2 separate regions of the Homo sapiens genome follow, and region 1 is linked to region 2. Evidence: read pairs that join two places in POLR2A ChIA-PET (ENCODE). Cell type or tissue: PC-3. All regions are shown on one strand. Links, peaks and the distances in the headings refer to the core of each region. The heading gives the core; the rest is flanking DNA.

Region 1 (4,378 bases), core at 155-4,154, 62 kb before region 2:
CCCAAGATCTGCTCATCCCAAACATTCTACCTCCGCCCTCTCATCTAAGACCCACCCCCAAAGTAGGTGCCCTGTTGAGCTCACCGCTTTCTTCTGGATAACTCCGATCTCAGCCTTATTCCAAGTCTTAACTGTGTCTTCTCGTCCTTAGTCTCCTAGCCACTGTATACCTTCCTTTGCGTCTCCTGCCGTACTGAGGACAGCCCATCCCTAAGTCTTTGCCAAACTGTCCCGAACTCTTGCTGCCTCCTTTCCTACCACCCTCACCCAATCTTGTTAAAAATGACATCTCCATGTCCTTTCACCCCCGCTGACCCACCGCAACTCTTCACCCCAACTCTGCGTCCATTGCTTCCCTCGACCCAACTCCCATTCAACCTGAGAACTTAGTGCAGAGTCGCCTGCCAACTCCACCAGCTGCCCCTCAACAGCCAAATGTAGGTGCTCACTCAGACCCGCAGTTACAGACTGAGCAGCATGATTGGCGGGTGCAGGGGCTCAGGTGGTAAATAAGGGTGGAGGAGCAGTGGGCTCTCCCCAACTCTTGGGTGGGGCCGGGGTTTTTCCTGGCATCTGGTCTCCTGCACCTGTCCTCAGGGATTGTGTTTTTGGCATTCATATTAAATGACTTGTGCTGGCTGCTGGAATGGTAGGTATCATTCAAATATCTGGAAGGTGAGAGACGGCCACTCACTCAGCTCACTTAGCACAGAATGATGGAAGCTGTCACTTCCTTCTGGTTGGTGTTCTCGCCCTGGAGAGCTTCTGGGAAGTTCTGTGTGGTGTTGGCTGTGGTCACAGAATATTGTTCGTGTTCCTTTTCTTGGCACTTGTAAGGGCCTCTCCCTGCCAGAGCTGATGGCAGATCAGTCCTGATGCTGAATTCAGGGGATATGATGGGTGCCAGAGGCAACGTTACCTGTTGTGAAGAGTATAGGTGAGTAGGTCCTGGGGAGGCTGAGGCCTAGGTGGGTACAGAGGCTCTTGAATCGCTTTCTTTTCTTTTAAGTGCTGGATCATTGACTTTTGGCCATCTGGGTTCCATGAACACAGGGAACCATGTTATCTCAGAGTAGCTGAGGCAGAAGGACATTCCAGAGGCACCCAAGTCCCATGCTCAGCATTTATAGTTTCCTGGGGGCTTTTTGGTACACATTTTCTCTGAATCCTGAGGACCCGGCATCAGATGGGTGGGCCATTTGATTGCAGCTTTTTTCTTTCTTTCTTTCTTTTTTTCGACGGAGTTTACTCTTGTTCCCCAGCCTGGAGTGCAGTGGCATGATCTCGGCTCACCGCAACCTCTGCCTCCCAGGTTCAAGCGATTCTCCTGCCTCAGCCTCCCGAGTAGCTGGGATTACAGGCATACACCACCATGCCCGGCTAGTTTTGTATTTTTAGTAGAGATGGGGGTTTCTCTGTGTTGATCAGGCTGGTCTCCAACTCCCGACCTCAGGTGATCCACCCACCTCGGCCTCCCAAAGTGCTGGGATTACGGGCGTGAGCCGCCGCACCTGGCTGATTGCAGTTTTAAAGAGCCCCAAAGAACACTGTCTCTGCTTGCCACTTATAGTCGTATTCCTTTGAAAAGTGAATGCTGTTTACCTTCAATGTCCTCCCATTAATATGCAGTATATTTAAGTTGTTTTCAGCCTTATTGGCAGCTTGGCTTAATGACAGGAGCTCCACAGTTGCCCCAGCACTTAAGAGTTGTATACCCCAACTTCCCACAGTGTGTGAAGTGGAGGTACTTACCCCGTGCCTTGTTTTTATTTTATTAATCAATTCATTCAACAGCTTATTTTTTGAGCACCAGTGTGTGACAAACACTGTTCCAGGTACTAGAAATACAATGGTGAATGGGTCAGGCAACGGTCCTGTTTTCATTCATTCAGAGTTTGGTCCTTGTTAGAATCCTCTGGGATATGGGACAAGAATACAGGAAAGCTGGGTGATACTGGATGGAAGGAAGGAGGGAGGAAAGAAAGATAGCTAGTGTTCACTGACTCCACAATTCTGCCCTCATCCACTAGCCCTGAGTCTGGGAATCACAAGCTAAAAGTTTCTCACCCTTCATCTGGTATTTAATTGCTTCAAAGCTCCAACCCCCACCACTCCACCCATCACAGAAATCCAGCTTTCCTCAGGTGGACAGAGGTGCAGTTTCCTCAGTCAGCACTCACATGCCTGAAAGATCAGCTGCCTTTCTGAATCAGAGGATAACTTTGTCATTCTTTTCCAATTGAAAAAACATGACTCATCAATTGGTACAGCAGTTGGATGGCTTAAAGCCAGGCTGTGGCTCTGAACAGCCAGTTACACAATTCAGGCAGTGGAGAGAAGGCCGTGGGGAGTGGCTGAGGAGTCCCTCAAGAGAAGAGGTTGCTGTTCACTGATGGTGGAGTGTTTTGAGAGTGGTGGAACCAGGTTATCCCTTTCTTCTTTTAACGTAAGTCTCATCCAAGTCATTCTCTTTTTTTGCTTCCTTGATCTCTGGAGGAAGTGAAATTGGACATATAGAGAAGGCCAGGCAGTATAATGCAGGAAACCAACCGGAACTGTTCCTTCCTAACTATGTTGGAACATTTAAGAAAGTATAGCTCTGAGACTTTAGGAGCATTGGTAGGACCTGGTCTCAGCTGGTTGGGGCTATAAACCTGATTGGCAGAACTGTTTCTTGTTGGTTTCAGACCTTCTGTGATGAAATGGAGCTTCCGAGTACCTCTAAAGAAGAAGTAATAGTTTGTCTGAATTTGAGCCAAAGACCTGAGGCCTTTTGGTCCAGGGAAAGATGCAGGAGTTGGGATGAAGAAACCAGAGAGTTCTGTCCCTTACCCGAGACCCATTGCTACTGAGCCTCAGTTTTGTCCTCTGTAAAACAGGGATAATCACTCTCTCACGGGATTGCTGTGAGAATTAAATGAGGTTAGAGAGGGACATCAGAGAAGCTTGCTTTCTGCACTCTGGAGAGCTATGTGAAGGCGAATGAATACACAGGGTGGCAGTAGACTTGGTGTGGTTTGGGGCTTCCTAAATGGCACCAGTCACCTTTCCCCTGCTAAGATTTCACCCGTCATGTTCAAGAGCCCTTTGGTACTGTTGCCCAGCTTTGCCTCACTCCCTTCAGGTAGGTCTCCTTGAAGCCACACCTCTCTTCACTTTGGTTCTTTGTGTCAATGAAGAGCGTTTTGAGGACAGAAAGTGGAACCAGTTCCATAGGATGGTAGATTCAGAATCTGGGCCACCAGGGTGGGTGACGCAGTACTGTCCCCACAGTCAAGAGACACAAAGCCTCCTTCTGATTCCCGCCGTGAGTTCTTATGTCACTGACCATCTGAGCCCTGCCTCCCTGAGCATGATGGAACAGATACAGATAGGTGGGGTGCTATGGCTGCCTACAAACAGAGGTGTCCTGCATTGTGGCTGGAACCCCAGAGGCTCAGTCCTGTCTTGTGAATTTTCAAGTGGCTCTTCTGCTGGATTTCTCTGAGCTCTTGTCAGTCATTTTGTGGCATTTCTGACTCTGTTTTAGGCCAAGTGACCCTTCTCTTGTCTGGCCCTGTCTCTCTTAGCTTCAGTTTATTATTATTAATTTTTTTTTTTGAGATGGAGTCTCGCTCTGTTGCCCAAGCTGGGGTGCAGTGGCACAATCTTGGCTCACTGCAAGCTCCACCTCCTGGGTCCACGCCATTCTCCTGCCTCAGCCTCCCAAGTAGCTGGGACTACAGGTGCCCGCCCGGCTAATTTTTTGTATTTTTAGTAGAGATGGGGTTTCACCGTGTTAGCCAGGATGGTCTCGATCTCCTGACCTCGTGATCCACCCGCCTCGGCCTCCCAAAGTGCTGGGATTACAGGCGTGAGCCACCGCGCCCAGCCAGCTTCAGTTTATTATTTATTTATTTATTTGAGACATAAATTATTATTATTATTATTATTTTTTTATTTTATCTTTTTTTTTTTGAGACGGAGTCTCTCTCTGTCGCCTAGGCTGGAGTGCAGTGGCGGGATCTCGGCTCACTGCAAGCTCCGCCTCCCAGGTTCACGCCATTCTCCTGCCTCAGCCTCCCGAGTAGCTGGGACTACAGGCGCTCACCACTGCACCCGGCTAATTTTTTTGTATTTTTAGTAGAGACGGGGTTTCACCGTGTTAGCCAGGATGGTCTCGATCTCCTGACCTCGTGATCCGCCGGCCTCGGCCTCCCAAAGTGCTGGGATTACAGGCGTGAGCCACGGCGCCATGCCATAAATTATTTATTTATTTATTTATTCTTGCTTTGCTGCCCCGGCTGGAGTGCAGTGGCATGATCTCGACTCACTGCAACCTCCGCCTCCTGGGTTCAAGTGGTTCTCCTGCCTCAGCCGGTATGGTAGCTGGTAATAC
Region 2 (4,378 bases), core at 298-4,297:
GGAGGGTGCCTGCCCATCTGAGCAGAGCCCCTGGAGGTGGGGGAATGGCCTTGCTCTTTGAACCTCGCATCTGGCCCAGGGTCTGGCTCAAACAGAGTGCACAGAGAGTGTGTGTTGAGAAGCGCAGAGGTGCGGCAGCCCTTTACCTATGAGCCAGGGCTCTGTAGGTCTGCAAGGGCCAACACCCCAGGCCCCAGGACCAAAGAGGAAGGAGACTGCCCAGGTCCTGACATCTCCTGAGAAGACAGATCACCCCGGCTGCCAGGGCGCCTGCCAGGTGGCCCCTCTGCCCATCCTTCCTCCAGCTCCCAGCAGGTTCCCAGTTGCAGTGGCATATGGAGGGAGGGGCACCGATGATAGGGGTAGGGGACTTACCCAGGGGGGGAATCTAGGACATTGGCCAGAGACAGGCAGCTCTCTGGCCCCACTTGTGACCTCCACAAGTCGCTTTGCATCTCTGGTCCTGTTTCCTCCCCTGTGCGATGTGTGCAATAATACCACGTTCCCTGCCACAGAGCTTTATTCAAGAGGCAGCTGTGGGTCTCCCTGGTGCTCCACCCCCAACAAAGTCCAGGGTAGGGAGTTGGCCCTGCCCCCGCAAGGGAACCCCATCCCTGCTCTTAGTTGTCCCAGGCAGAGTTTCCCCACCATGATCCTCCAGGCCCATTCACTCCTTCATTAGGCATCAACTAGCTGAATACCTGCCAAGCCCTGGTGAGCCTTCGGATCTGGAGAGGACTGAGGCACAGCCACGATCCTGGGGGACTCACCCTCTTGGATAGGAGGCCAGCAAGAGAAGACATGGGGCCGGGGCTCAGAGTGGAGCATAGGGTTGAGAGTGGGTGCCCACCCGGGCAGGGCCTCGTGGGCCCTTGCCAGGAATGTGCACATTATCCTGCAGCCGCTGTGAGGCTTTTAGCAGAGACAGGAATGGGATTGAGAAAAAAATCCCTGTGGCCAGGGCTTCAAGAATGGCTGAAGCTCTTGGTGGTCTCGTGGGCATGTGTGGAAACAGAGGTTTGGGAGATGGATGGGCAGGGTCTGGGGGCCGAGGGAGGTGGGAGGGAAATCAGGTTGAGTTCTAGATTCCCAGCTGGCACTCGTGGGCAGACAGTGGTGCTGCTTCCTGACGGGGGGATGACTTGGGGAGGAGCAGAGTGGAAAAAAGATGGGGCCCACCTGGATTTAGGTGCCAAAGGGAAGAGAAGCATGAGAGTGCTGGCTCAGAGGCCAAGAAGTGTCCAGAAGAAGGACGCACAGGAAGGTCATGTGAGAGAAAGGCCGTATAACACTTACCCTAAGTGACCACTAGACGCTCAGCTGGTCAGGGGGCTGCTGAAGGCAGAGGGCAGTGGTCAGTAGTGAAGTGAGGGTGCGAATTGAGTGTGTGGACAACGGGCAGAAGGAGAGAGACACAGTGTGGCCAGAGGGGGTGTAGGGTCATGGATGGAACCGTCCCCAGGCTCAGGTGGGTGGGCAGGAGATGGGGAGGCTAAAGATGGGGAGAAGGTTGTTGCTGAGAAGGGATCTCAGAAGAAAGTGGGTGCAGAACAGAGGGGGCAGGATGTGGGGATGGCATGGCACGGGGGCACTGGGGAGTGTGTGGGGATGCCCTTCTGTCAGGCAGCAGCTCAGGGCTTAGGGCAGGCTACCAGACAGGGCCAGGGACCCCCAGAACAGAGGAGCTCCTGCCATGGATGGTGTTTTACAGCCTTGTCACTCCCCATGCACTCTAATCGCGCATATTGAGCACTTGGGGTGGGCTGGTCACTGTGCTGGACACTGGGGACAAAGTGTGGTAAGATGCAGTCCCAAAGGGGCTAACAGTCCTGTGGGCTCTTGCTGAAAGGCTTGTAACCCAGGGTTAAGCTCCCAGCAGCTTGGAAGGCAGGCGTAGGCACCTCCATTTGCCCTGAGTACAAACAGAGGTTCAGAGAGGTTTAGTGACACGACGAAGCTCACACGGCCAGGAAGTGGCTGTGTTCAGGACAGTTCCAGGCCCCCTGACCCCAAGCCCCACCCTGGCCAGCAGGTTCAGTTTCAGCCTGGTGGCCTTTAGGGTTGGCCACCCTGTTCCCCTCAACAAGAACAGTACAAGCTGAAGGCAGGCACATGCTCCTTCTTCTGAGCGTCCTGCGTGCCCAGCCCTGTTGTGGAAGAGTTGATGTCCCAGGAGGGACATCTCCTGTTCTTTTGCTGCCCAGGAGAGGGCAGAAGCAAACCCTTCTGAGAGGGGATAGAGGGAGACGGGGGAGGTAAGCAGGGATGACTCCTCCTCTCCCACAAAGAGGCCACTCAGGGAGCTCTGGGAAGCCAGGCCAAAGCCAGTGCAATAAAGGGGCCTCTGAGACTCTTCCCTTGGTCCTGACTCTGGGATTTCAGGGTGCGGTCACCATCCCCGCCCAGAGGTGGGAAGGCCCAGGCAGGTGGAGCTGGCCTGGAGCCCGCCCCTGCTGCTGGGGCATTGGCCGCTGGGAGGGAAGTTCCAGCCGGGCTGCTGCACCTTCTTATACAAGCAGCCCCGGAGGCGCCGCACATGAGCAGGCAGCCCCGACTGGAAGGAGCCCGGGGCCCTCATTCCTTCTCCTCCACTGGGAACTGAGTGAGTCCTCGCCCCTGGGGGACTAGGGGGTGGCCACAGCAGTTTCCCCAATCTCTCCCCTCCCTTTCCCGAATCCTAAAACCCATCTGGGGGCCCCTCCCCTCTGGATCCAGGCCCAGCACCCACTTCCTAGGACAAACTCCAAGGGCAGCCCGAGGCCACTGTGACTGAGAGAAAGGAACTGGCCTTGGGACAGACCCTCCTGTCCCCCTTCGGGGCCAGCTAGGGGGACTTTGGCAAGGGGTGTTGGTAACAGCAGGAAGCTGAGGCCAAGTTGAAGGGACTCTAGCTAGCCCCTTGCTCGTACTCCCTCCTCCGGCACCCCCCACCCCCAACCCCCAGGTGGGGCAGCCACCCTGGGGTGGCCCTGCTGGTTTCTTTACACCTGACCCAGTTCCCTCCCGGTGACTCACCTGCAGCCCCAGGCTGTCCCAGGAGCCCCTCTGCCTGCCTAGGACCTGACTTAGGAGACAGCAGCTTCTTGGATCTCCCTCCCACCCTCACCCCACATTGCTGTCCACCCAGAGATCTCCCTGCCCACCCCCCGCACCCCCTGGCTCTCCTGCAGGCCCCATGATCTCTTCAGGTCTCGCTGGAGCCTGTGCCTGGCTCTCACCTCTTAGTCCTTGGCTCCCTTCAGCGCCCAGGGGCCTGCGATGGGCCCCAGGACAAGCCCACCTGCCCCCTCACTTTCTTCCCAGGCCTCAGCAGTTGACCTCACTCTAGACCTGTTTTTTGTAATGTTTATTTCAATGGTTTTGCGGAGCAGGTGGTGTTTGGTTACGTGAATAAGTTCTTTAGTGGCTATTTCTGAGATTTTGGTGCACCCGTCACCCGACTGGTGTGCACTGTACCCAATGTGTAGTCTTTTATCCCTCACCCCCCTCCCACCCTTCCCCCACTCCCAAGTCCCCAAAATCCATTATATCATTCTTAGGCCTTTGCATCCTCATAGCTTAGCTCCCATAGACCTGTTTTCTCTGCCCTTCCTAGAGCTGACTGCGTCCAGTACAGGGAGGGGTGGGCATCAGTACTGAATGCCAGCCTGGATGGGTGGTCAGTGCCAGGCCCTGGGGAATGGGAAAGTCCATGATCGTGACCAGGGCGTAGCTGATGATCAGGGATGTGGTCGAGTCTCCATGCCTGAATGTTAGGGAGATTGGGAGCTGGATCTGTGCCGGGGAGTGAGAGGTCAGTGGCTGTTGGTTCATATTGAAGGGGAAACAGGGCTGCCAGGACTAGGGCTCTGGGGCACAGGCACAGAGGTGCTCTTGCTAAAATTTGGGAAGCTCTGTTTCCAGATTGCAGAAGGATTCTGGTGTTGAGGGAACTTCCAGAACTGTTGCCTGAGCCGGGTGAGGCCTGCAGGACCCTTCTGTCCAGCTGAGGCTGCTGTGGGTGCCCACCCTGCCTCCTTGCCCTCTCCTGGCTGGGGGTCCCCTGTGAGGCATGAAAGGAGGGGGGCAGGGGCCCCTGCCCAGGCCTCCATGTCTGTCTAGGGACTGGGCCAGAGAGAGGAAGCAGAGGTAGCAGAAGGGCCTGCCTGCAGAATCATCCCAGCCTCCCCCTTCCTTTCTCCTCCTTGGCCCAGTTAAATGTGTAAATTACTATTCCCTCCCTATAAAAATAGCTTAACTCCATTACAAATATTTGAATAATAGGAGGAAATCTCAATCGAATGACTGTGAGCATGTTGGTTTCTTCCCATTTATTCTGCCTTCTTATGCGTATCTCTTGGGCAGTTCCCGTAGAGACATCACAGTGTAATGACGATTG

The links. ChIA-PET counts read pairs that join two places held together with the same protein. Peaks named below come from ENCODE experiments on the same cell type or tissue, not always from the same donor. Only the 100,000 strongest peaks of a DNase experiment are listed, where the experiment ranks them.
Region 1: POLR2A ChIA-PET joins it to region 2 with 6 read pairs; 5 of 35 experiments call an interaction of 5 or more read pairs at or near these places.

Annotation. Positions count from the first base shown.
Region 1 is chr17:45,485,796-45,490,173 of GRCh38, reverse strand. All of the region lies in intron 1 of PLEKHM1 (pleckstrin homology and RUN domain containing M1), which reads left to right. Among named protein-coding and RNA genes, the nearest start is that of PLEKHM1, 2.7 kb to the left of the region's middle. In PC-3, for the core only: no CTCF peak of the experiment used is centred there; a DNase peak (open chromatin) is centred at 2,293; H3K4me3 peaks cover 477 bases; H3K27ac peaks cover 1,074 bases.
Region 2 is chr17:45,423,788-45,428,165 of GRCh38, reverse strand. All of the region lies in intron 4 of ARHGAP27 (Rho GTPase activating protein 27), which reads left to right. Among named protein-coding and RNA genes, the nearest start is that of ARHGAP27, 6.9 kb to the left of the region's middle. RefSeq lists enhancers at 2,124-2,694, 3,439-3,943, 3,944-4,378. In PC-3, for the core only: a CTCF peak has its summit at 2,189 (motif pointing right); DNase peaks (open chromatin) are centred at 2,345 and 2,995; H3K4me3 peaks cover 2,100 bases; H3K27ac peaks cover 2,420 bases.